Regions from separate parts of the Homo sapiens genome. Here region 1 is linked to region 2. A link is a contact called in ENCODE Hi-C or POLR2A ChIA-PET data. All regions are on one chromosome and are shown on one strand. Each heading gives the region's core, a stretch centred on a gene start or an enhancer-like site at or near the end of the contact. The rest is flanking DNA. Distances are from core to core; before and after follow the strand shown.

What was found. A loop is a pair of places that touch in the nucleus more often than their neighbours do. ChIA-PET counts read pairs that join two places held with the same protein, here RNA polymerase II (POLR2A). Pooled maps may share reads with other maps.
Region 1: a loop to region 2 is called in a map of MCF 10A, with 13 times the contacts of the local background. The contact joins two enhancer-like sites. A Hi-C loop is called at or near these places in 9 of 168 maps with a recorded cell type or tissue (Calu3, HCT116, IMR-90 and 6 more) and 8 of 50 pooled maps. POLR2A ChIA-PET finds 5 or more read pairs at or near these places in 2 of 52 experiments (GM12878 and MCF 10A).

Annotation. Positions count from the first base shown.
Region 1 is chr5:148,910,909-148,916,253 of GRCh38, reverse strand. No RefSeq gene overlaps it. Among named protein-coding and RNA genes, the nearest start is that of ADRB2, 87 kb to the right of the region's middle. RefSeq lists an enhancer at 4,917-5,345. Within about 2 kb of position 2,198, at least 8 of the 41 ENCODE cell types and tissues checked have a DNase peak (open chromatin) inside an H3K27ac peak, as active enhancers do.
Region 2 is chr5:148,739,708-148,745,606 of GRCh38, reverse strand. No RefSeq gene overlaps it. Among named protein-coding and RNA genes, the nearest start is that of ADRB2, 84 kb to the left of the region's middle. Within about 2 kb of position 4,171, at least 4 of the 41 ENCODE cell types and tissues checked have a DNase peak (open chromatin) inside an H3K27ac peak, as active enhancers do.

The DNA.
Region 1 (5,345 bases), core at 949-3,448, 170 kb before region 2:
GTACCTTGATTCATGAAGGGGGACGGGTAGTAGCTTCTGGAGCCTGATTCATGGAGGTGCCTGTGCTATTCTTTGTCTTTGAGACAAAAAGTTTTCCTATACCAGCAGCTCCTGAAGGTGACTTTAGGAAACAGCACGTGTTTTGTTATTCTGTGCTCAGTTTTGACCCACATCCAAGTATTAATTTTTTGGATGGGAGGGGTGGTGGCTGTTGTTTGTGTCTAAGTGGGTCTTTCCAAGGACTATATATTAGGGTAAGACTCCACTCCTGGCAACCAAAACAAAAAACTTCTCTGACTCCAATTCAAATCTCAACAGAAGCAAATGACTCAGTTCAAGCAAACTTTATAGATTATTCAATTCTGGAACTATATGTTCTCGGATAACCATACCCAACATTGAAATTAAACTACTCTCTAAAGAAGGAAATTCCTTAGTAACGTCACTCAGCTCCAAAACTTGGGACTGTCTTTCCTTGCATCTAACTTACATGTCTCCAATCACAAATTAAGCTGTTCATTCTCCAGCTGACATATCTGGGCAGGAGATCCAGCTTCAGATGCTGGGAGGCGTGAAGAGGAGAAAAGGTCACTTCTGGTTTTGGTGTGTGTGTGTTTGATGTAGGTGTGGTTTCGTGTTATGTAAGCATCTGGCTCTAGGCACTAGGATACCTGCACTGTCAGGGGACAGGGACTTCTGGGTGCCAGGTGCTCCTAGAAGCTCAGTCACTAAGGGGCTGCTTGGTGCCTCTTCTCTCTCCTCACTGTCCTGGAGCTCTGGCTTCTTTGTCACATGTTCTGTTATCTGAACTTCTCAGGCTACCACTTTAGGATCAAAGGAGATTGTGGGCCAAAGGAACAAAACTCTCACTTTTCGAGCCCACAGTGTGACCTCGGACAAGTCCCTTCCTCTTCCTGGGCCTTAGTTCCTGCAGCTGAGAGGTATGGAGTTTCGTCAAAACATGTCTGAGCCTCTGCCCAGCACTGACAATCTGGGGCTCCAGAATCTGTCGTCCAGCCAGGCCAGTGACCTAGGTGGGAAGGGCAGTGAGAACGTAGCCACTGTTTGGAATTCACAGGCTTGTTTGGTGGGACAACTCCTAATAGATTTGATTGGGGATCAGAGCAACCTATTTCTCCGAACCTCTGGTGAGAACTGATTCAGGCCTGCCACTCCTCGGTCAGGGCTGCAGAGGCATGTAAAATGCACTTGTCAGAGAGCATTGGCTCAGAAGCCTGACACTTCCACCATCTGAATACCAAACAAGACAAAAATTGCACAAGAGATGGGGCCCAGATGATCCGCTGATCAAATCAGTATTTCAACTCTGGTGTCCTCAGGATTTCTTATGTGAGGGAACACCCTCCTCTGCCATTTCAAAAGACTTAATACATTTTTATCCCTGAGTGATTTTGTCCTCAAGAGGACCTATGGGAGGGACCATGTGGATTTTGAAAGCTTAGTGCTGAACTAATTCTGTGCCCTAATGATTATGAAAGCCTGTGTAAATAGGGAGGCAGTGGCAGGGAGCCTGGGGCTGGAAGTCAGGAGGCTTGAATTCCAGTTCTGGCTTTGCCACTCTCTGGCTGTGCAGCTTTAAGAAAATTGCTTCACCTCTCTGGGCCTCAGTGTTCTCATACAGCAGCATCTCTCTACGGTCTCTAAGACAGAAACCTCTCATCTTGGTGGTAGAATGGGGCCAGATATACCTCTGTGTGTGTGTGTGTGTGTGTGTGTGTGTGTGTGTGTGTGTGTGTTAGCCCAATTCTCCCCTTGTGTGGAGACATAGCTCTTATGGAGGTTACATTCCTTCCCCAAGTTCCTCTTCTTTGAAGGCCTTTGGGACGCATCCAAGAGAGTAGGTGAACTCATGGATGCTTAAGGATTGGAAGGGGCTTTGAGGATAATTACCCAGCTATTGCAAGAATGCCTCTCACCCCAATTATCTGGTGGGAGGTGCTTGGCATGTTTGAGAACCAGCATTCCATGAAAGTTAAGAGCCCCAGCTCTGGAGTTATTCAGTCTTTGTTTTATATCCCAGCCTTGCCAGTCATTTCAGTTCGTCATTCAGCAAGTATTTATCAAGTGCCTATTTCCTGCCAAGCACTTAGATAAGCTATTTTGCATATATTATCACACTTAGTCCTCACAACCCTATGAAACAGGTAGAGGTTTTATCTCCATGTCACAGATGAGGAAACTGAAACTCAGAGAGGTGATGTGACTTATTGCTAGCAAGAGGCAAACCTGAGGTTTGAATCCAGGTCTATTGACACCAGCGCTATAGCTCTCAGCCACTATGCTGTACTGTCTCCAAGACCTTATCTTCTTAATGTAAACATCTATGATGTAGACATTATTGTATCTATTTTAAAACTAGATACTGACGGTCAGAATTTAAGTAGCATCATTTGGTCAAAGTCAATGAAAGCAGGGCCAGGACTCAGCTGGGGGCTACTCAACCCCCACGTCGGTGTCTCTGACTGCTGTGTGCAATGCCTCTACCTCAGCCTTTTGGAAAAACCTCCGTGCATTTGCCAGTCTACGTTACAGACTAAGCAGCATGCCTGCTTCTGAAGGAAGGACATGGACCATGCAATGGGAAGAGCCCTGAAGTCTGCATGATGCCAACATCTCAGCTGCTGGTCCTGTCTGCTCCTTACCAGGCACAAGGCCTGAGGCATTTCCAGCCTCTGCGCTTTACCAGCCTTGCTTTCCTCACAAGGATATTTATTGTACCAGTCAATTGAGGGCCTAGCTATGAAAGGACTTTATAAATTAGAAGGTGATGAAAGTGAAATTATTATTGTTGTAGTCCCACTTCTCTGTTTTTCTCCATCAAACTGGACAATAAATTGCATGTTGCCTTCGGGAATCTTGAAATGCATCATCTAGTAGCCTGAGCCCCATGATCCCAGGATGAAGCAGCATGAGGCAGGCTATCCTCTCTCACAGCCGGCACTCCTGCCTGACTCATTCAGGGATGCCACATTCCGGGATGTGAGGCATTACAATGGCTGCCACTGTGACGTGTAGTCATCCCAGAAAGGCTGGGATGTAACATTCCTGAACAGATTCAGGCATGAGAAGAGAGAGGAGAGAAAATTTGTAAACAGGCAGCCTGGGGCTTAGGAGAGGCAGGAGAAGTTGCTCATTTTCTGTGCTCTTGTTTTGAAAGTCTTTGGAGGTGTAGCTGTCCGTCCATCAGGCTGATCTTATCATCCTTCGGGAAGCATGCATCTCCAGATGCGTGGGACTCCTCACACCAGGGCCTTGCACTCTCGGACCACCGGTTCCAGGAGGGCTGGGTCAGAAATCATTTGCTCACTTCACTACTCACTCCTCTAAGGAGTGAGAGGATAGGAAAACCAGAGGTGCCATCTGCAGGTGGATGGAGGAGCTCCAGGTGATTTGTCCCTGAGTTTTTCCAGTTAAGCATTTGCTCTCTCCCCTCTCACCCTGTTGTGCTAAGGGTGGCACAGAAAAAGAATTTTATTTATTTTGGGTCTTTGTTTGTACCTGTTTGCAGCCCAAGGAAAAGAGAGAGGCAAACTCTCTGGTTCAGGCTTCGGTGAGAGCCTTCTTTTACTCAAAGAGACTGTGGAGGCTGCCAGAGAGCAAGTCAAGGAGTTGGGAGGTGCAGCCTGCCTTGAGCAGGGCAGCAGGGACTTGTGGGATGAGCTATGGCTCCGTTAGGACCCTCCTCACCTGGAAACAGGACTGTGGGAGACATTGCCATCCCTCCTATCTAACAATTCGATGTTAGAAAACTCCCTGCTTTGGGTAGTACCAAGAAATTAGTTGTAATTATGGAAATGAAGAAGGTGGCACTGAAAGAAAGCACCACCAGGGGAAAGGGCCCTGCAGGTGGAGGTGGAGACCTGGGCTCCAGGTGTAGCCTTGCCACAGGCTCTGTGTGAATGTGAGCCCTCTCTGGGGCTGTATTTATGAAAAAGGGGGTTGGGCAATGATCTCTAAGGTCCCTTCCAACTAGGCCAGTTTATGCAAGACTTTCCTTGATTTCAGTACTGAAAGTTTTGTGTCCAGAAATCCTTGCTTCCAATAGAAAGCTTCCCTTTCTGGTTGTTCTAGTAACTTCCCTCTGGGATCTCAATCCCTTTTCTCTCTGTATTGCAGAAGCCTTTTCTCTGGATTAGGAAATCATTGTGATAACTCCTGCTAAATGGTGGTGGGTAGGGGTGATACTCAAAACATGAACATCCTCTACGGTAAGGGCACAAACCCATCAGAATGAACCAGGCCATAAACCCCAGACCATTCTTGGAGTGCTGTCCACTCCCCGTCCCCGGGGTGGGCAACCCCACATTGAAACTGGGCTTCTATCTCCAGGTCTATGACAATTCCACCTGTTTCTATTCCACCTCTTCAGTCAGTGATGTGAAGTCATGTCAATCACTTCAGCGCCAGTGGAACTGAAGGATTTTCCAGCTTCTCTTTTACTGCTTGCTCTCAGATTAAAGGTGGTGACTTCCCCTTCACTGGTCAGTTCCAGCCTCAGTCCAGTTTCCTAAGGTTTTTTAGGGTGAGACTGCTCTGAGTGATGCTGTCCAAATCCAGACAATAGTGTCTTTGCGGATGGGCTTCACGTCTCTGGGATTCAAGTCTGTTTGTGCCCCACCATCCTTGGTGTGCTGCCAGATGAGTCTTTCCAAAACAGTGTTTTGTCAGCCTCCTGTACCTGTTCTGAAATCTTTCTAAGCACATTTCCTCAGCCCTCTCACCCACTGTGGACAAACAGGACCACATATTCATAATCATGACCCACTTGTCTTTGGCTTCTGCCTCTGTTTGCTTACATGGGATCTTGGTCTCTTCCAATTGTGTTTTTATTCAGAGAGCAGCTGCTAAACTGTCTGGAATGACAGAAGTTCAGTTTCAAATAATAGTTAACATACGTGTATCACAGGGTGGAGAAAAGCAGAGTCCGTGTGACCTCTGGCTCCCATTCACCTCCACACCAGCTGAGCCCATTTCACATGACCTTTCTGCCTGTGTTTGTCTGTCCTTCAATGTGCTCCATCCTCACTTGTTTATGTTGCTTCCTGAGCACAGTGACTTGCATCAGGCACTGTGCTAAAGGTTGGTGAAATGCAAGCTGGATCCAACCCCTATGGTGAACCTGCATTGTGGGAGGGCAGATGGACATATAAGCAGCTGCTTCGTGATGGGACATGTGTGCTGTAATACATTTGAGTGTCATGGCCACATACAGCGGGGCCTGGCTCCTTCTGCAGTGATATCAAGGCTGGGCCTGGGTGAGGAGGAGTCATAGTTAGAGAATGGGTGGGAGGAAGCTCGCATGCCAGGCACGGGGAAATGGCATG
Region 2 (5,899 bases), core at 2,922-5,421:
TTCGTCTCAAAAAAAAAAAGTACTTATTCTCTTGATTATTTTATGTATCTCTCACTGCATTGTGAGTTCCTTGAGAACAGAGCCCTTGTGTCCTGTTCACTGCCATATTTCCAACGGCCAGCAGAGTGCTGGGCAACATGGGTGCTCAGTAGATATCTGATGGATGAGTGAATGTTCTTCCTGCCCTTGTACCTTGGTGGGTTTCCTCTCATCATTCAAGGCTCATCCAGTGCTTGAGGTGCTCCTCTGAGAAGACTTCCTGCCCCTTCCTCAACCAACATAGGTAGTCACTCTCTTTTGGGTTCACAAAGCATCATCTACACACCACCATTATAGTATCAAATACAATAAATTGTAACTGGGTTAAAGGTCTCTTTGCCCCCACAAGACCATGAGCTCCTTGAATACCCAGCCCTTCCCACTCTGCCCCATACAGACATCATCTGGTATTCATCCTCTATTTTTTTAACTTTTAGGGGTACATGTGGAGGTTGGTTCTATGGATAAATTGCATGTTGCAGGAGTTTGGTTGCAGAATATTATTTCATCACCCAGGTAATAAGCATAGTATCCAATAGGCTGTTTTTCAATCCTCACCCTCCTCCCACTCTCCACCCTCAAGTAGTCTCGGGTGCCTATTGTTCCCTTCTTTGTGTCCATGTGTACTCAATGTTTAGCTCCCACTTATAAGTGAGAATGTGTGGTGTTTGGTTTTCTGTTCCCGTGTTATTTTGTTGAGGATAAAGGCCTCCAGCTTCAACCATGTTGCTGCAAAGAACATGATCTCCTTTGTATGGCTGCATATTATTCCATGGTGTATATGCACCACATTTTCCAAATTTTCTTTTAACTTTTATTTTAGGTTTAGGTGTACATGTGCAGGTTTGTTTTATAGGTAAGCTCATGTCATGGGGCTCTGGTGTACTGGTTATTTTATCACCCATGTAGTAAGCATAGTATCTGTTAGGCATTTTTTCTGATCCTCTCCTTCCTCCCACCCTCTACCCTCAAGTAGGTCCCAGTGTCTGTTGTTCCTCTTTTTGTGTCCATGTGCTCTTGTTATTTAGCTCCCACTTATAAGTGAGAACATGCGGTGTTTGGTTTTCTGTTCCTGCATTAGTTTGCTAAGGATAAATGGTCTCTAGTTCTATCCATGTTGCTACAAAGGACATGAGTTCATTCTTTTTTATGGCTGCATAGTAGTCCATGGTGTATATGTACCACATTTTCTTTATCTAGTCTACCGTTGATGGGCATTTAGGTTGTTCCATGTCTTTGCTATTGTGAATAGTGCTGCAATGAACATAATGCATGCATGTCTTTATGGTGGAATAATTTATATTTCTTTGGGTATATATACAATAATAGGATTGCTGGGTCTAATGGTAATTCTGATTTTATTTAATAGTTCTTTGAGGAATGGCCACACTGCTTTCCACAATGGCTGAAACGATTTACACTCCCACCAGCAGTGCGTAAGCGTTCCCTTCTCTTTGCAGTCTCACCAGCATTATTTTTTTTTCTATTTTTTAATGATAGCCATTCTGGTGGGTGTTAGACAGTATAGCTCATTGCAGTTTTGATTTGCATTTCTCTAATGATTAGTGATGTAGAGCATTTTTTCATATGCTTGTTAGTCATGTATATGTCTTTTTTTGAAAAATGTCTGCTAATGTCCTTCACCCTTATTAATGGGGTAATTTTTTGCTTGTTAATTTGAGTTTCTTACAGATACTGGATATTAGACCTTTGCAGATGCATAGTTTGCAAATATTTTCTGACATTCTGTGGGCTGTTAACTCTTTGACAGTTTCTTTTGCTGTGCAGAAGCTCTTAGTTTAATTAGGTTCCATTTGTCAATTTTTGTTTTTCTTGTAATTGCTTTTGGCATCTTCATCATAAAATCTTTGCCAGGGCCTATGTCTAGAATGGTATTTTCTATGTTTTCTTCAAGAGTTTTTATAGTTTTAGGTTTTATATGTAAGTATTTAATCTGTCTTGAGTTAATTTTTATATGGTGCAAGGAAGGGGTCCAGTTTTAATCTTCTGCACATGGCTAGCTAATTATCCCAGCACCATTTATTGAATAGCGAGTCCTTTCTCCATTGGTTGTTTTTGTCAACTTTATCAAAGATCAGATAACTGTAGGTTTGTGGATTTACTTCTGGGCTGTCTATTCTGTTCCATTAGTCTATGTGTCTGTATTTGTATCAGTGTCATGCTGTTTTGTTTACTGGAGCCTTGTAGTATACTATAAAGTCAGGTAATGTGATACCTCCAACTTTGTTCTTTTGCCTTAGGAGTGTTTGGCTATTTGGGCTATTCTTTGTTTCCATATAAATTTTAGAATAATTTTTTCTAGTTGTGCTAAGAATGTCATTGGTAATTTGATAGGAATAGCATTGAATCTGTACATTGCTTTGGGTAGTATGGCCATATTAGCAATATTGAGTCTTCCTATCCATGAGCATGTAATGCTTTTCCATTTGTTTATGTCATCTCTGATTTCTTTCAGCAGCGTTTTGTAATTCTTGTTGCAGAAGTCTTTCCACCTCCCTGGTTAGCTGTATTCTTAGGTATTTTATCTTTTTGTAGCTATTGTGAATTCAATTGCATTCTTTTTTTTTTCTTTTTTTTTGAGATGGAGTCTCGCTCTCTCACCCAGGCTGGAGTGCAGCGGTGCAATCTCGGCTCGCTGCAAGCTCCACCTCCTGGGTTCACACCATTCTCCTGCCTCAGCCTCCCGAGTAGCTGGGACTACAGGCGCCCGCCACCACGCCTAGCTAATTTTTTGTATTTTTTAGTAGAGACAGGGTTTCACCATGTTAGCCAGGATGGTCTCAATTTCTTAACCTCGAGATCCACCCGCCTCAGCCTCCCAAAGTGCTGGGATTACAGGCCTGAGCCACCGCGCCCAGCCTCAATTGCGTTCTTGATTTGGCACTCAGCTTGGGAATTATTGGTGTATAAAAATGTGACTAATTTTTGTACATAGATTTTTTATCTTGAAAATTTGCTGAAGTTGGTTATCAGAGCTAGGAGCTTTTGGGGCGAGACTATGGGGTTTTCTAAGGATAAAATAATATTGTCTGCAAACAGAGATCATTTGACTTTCTGTCTTCCTATTTGGAACCCTTTTATTTCCTTCTCTTGCCTGATTATGCTGGCTGAGACTTCTAGTGTTATATTGAATAGGAGTGGTGAGAGAGGGTATCCTTGTCTTGTTCTGGTTCTCAAGGGAAATGCTCCCAGCTTTTGCCCATTCAGTGTGATGTTGGCTGTGGGTTTGTAATAGATGGCTCTTATTATTTTGAGGTATGTTCCTCCAATGCTTAGTTTGTTGAGGGTTTTTAACATGAAAGGATGCTGAATTTTATCAAAAGCCCTTTCTGCATCTATTGAGATTATATATGGTTTTTGTTTTTAGTTCTGTTTATGTGATGAATCACATTTATTAATTTGTATATGTTGAACCAACCTTGCATCCCAGGGATAAAGCCTACTTGATCATGGTGGATTAGCTTTTTGATATGCTGCTGAATTTGGTTTGCTAGTATTTTGTTGAGGATTTTTGCATAGATATCCATCAAGAATATTGGCTTGAAGTTTCCTTTTTTGTTGTTGTTGTTGAGTCTTTGCCAGGTTTTGGAATCAGGATGATGCTGACATCATAGAATGAGTTAGAGAGGAGTCCTTCTCCTCCATTTTTTGCAAAGTTTCGATAGGAATAATACTGGCTCTTCTTTATATGTCTGGTAGAATTCGGCTGTGAATCTGTCTGGTCCTGGGTTTTTACTTGTTGGTAGGATTTTTATTACTGATTCAATTTAGGAACTCGTAATTTGTTCAGAGTTTGAACTTTTTCCTGGCTCAGTCTTGGGAGGTTGTATAATTCTAGTAATCCTCTATTTCTAACATGGTCCTTCTCATATCAAGGAAAGCCAGCTACTTTTAATGACTTTATTTTTATCCGGAGCTGACTGGAGTTGGAAGTGAGGAGGAATAGCGAAGACGATGTGAAAACAGCTGTTAGCATTTGTGGGATGTCCGAGCTATGTACTCATGGCTTGTAGATGTATCCATAAAACTATCCTAGTATTTTATTTCTCTATGCTTACATCTGCAGAAAAAAAACAAACTTCACCATCTAGTGGTACAAACCTTGAACTGCAGACATACATCCACCATTTCCTTATTCTTTATCCCATTTAACAGCTATTTATTGACTGAGCACCCACTTACTATGTGCCAATAACTGACCCAGACAAACCTCTGTTCTTCTTTAGTCCCTCATGTATTGATCACTTTCTGCAGGTGGATCATGTTGTTTGGAGCTTTGGCGCTTGCAGTTTGGTGTTGACAGTTTTCGGTAAACAGAGCCATGGGAGGTCAGGTTTTTTGGTGCGAAGGTCAAACCCTGGCATCTCTGGGACTCATACAACTTGCTGTTTTGGACTGATTAGTAACTATTAAAAATGTAAACAAGCTGGGGAGATTTAGAACCCAGAGGATTTCACACATGCAGACGTACACACCCCACAAGGACTTGAGTCCTCTCTGGGACAGTCACGAGATTTGGCTGCTGCTGCTGGTATTCTTGCATTTCAACAATTGGCTGGAGCTGAGAAGCAGCTGCCCCTTTAGACGCAGCTACTCTGTCAGACCCACATTGGCTGTTCTGTCCACTCACTTATTTCAGTTTGATCTCTTTTCCGAGATATCCAGGCATTTGGTGGATTTTGATTCTCCATGTTTATTCCTAAGGAAACTTATCTCCAAATCTCTCCAATCTTTCTTCCAACAAAGCCCAGTTTCCAGAAGAAGTAATTATAACTGCACAATTATCAAGGGCATAATATATTTCTTGATAACCCTGACATAAATTAAGGGCCATTTATTTGTCTGGGTTTCTGTTCCTGTTAAAAATAATCTCTTTGCTCAATGTCCCACACTTGGTTATTTTCCTTCCTCTTTGCTTGGTGAAACAGAAGGCTCTTTTAGAGATTTTGACTGTTTCTCATTATTATTTATCCAACAGATACTTAATGAGCACTTCCTAAGTGCCCGGACCTCTGCTTCATGTGAGAGATGTATCTGAGAAGGGGACGGACATGCACCTAACGGTGCCAGCGATGTGGCCATTATGAAAGATCGTGATGTTGTAGGAACATACAGAAGGAACACTGTGCCTAATATGGGGATGGGAATAGGATCGAGGGGATGTTCCTAGAAAAATTAATGTTGAAGCTTAGACCTTGAGATAAGTAGTGATTTGCCAAGGAGGGAGAACCTTGCACAAATGCCCAGACCAGATTCGAGAGAGTCATGGGGCATGGAGAGGAACTGAATAGTGTCCTTGAGCTCTGCCGAGGAGCACAGACTTTATCTGGAGGGTAACAAGGAGCAAAGAGAGCTTATGAGCAAGGGAGTGAATATTTAGGTCTGTGTTTTTAGAACATCACTCCATCTCTTAAAACTTATTTTAGGAGACTTGGCTGAGAGCTAGGGCTCTCATTCCTTTAGACACTTTCTAGTTCAGTTTTATAAGGGACAAGTTTATTCTGAAGGACTCCAGGAGAGGCACCATCAACATCCTCACAGTGCTGCTGTGCTGGCTGTTGCTTCGCCCCTGGGGCCTCTCTTGTTTTGCCCTTTAGATTCTTGTTGTTTTTGCCCCACTTTCCTTGTAGATATCTCTTGTTTTCTCTGTAGTTCCCTCATCGCTTTCCACGTAATTAAGGCATCTTCCTGGAGCTACTGAGGGTTTGTGGTTGCCTGGAGAACCACAGCAACAATGTCATGAGCTCCCCCACCCATCCCAGGGAGCCCTGGGATCAAAAAGTCAGCTTCAAAGCCTAGTTGGAAGTAGTCAATGCAAAGCCAAAAGTCAACAAACATT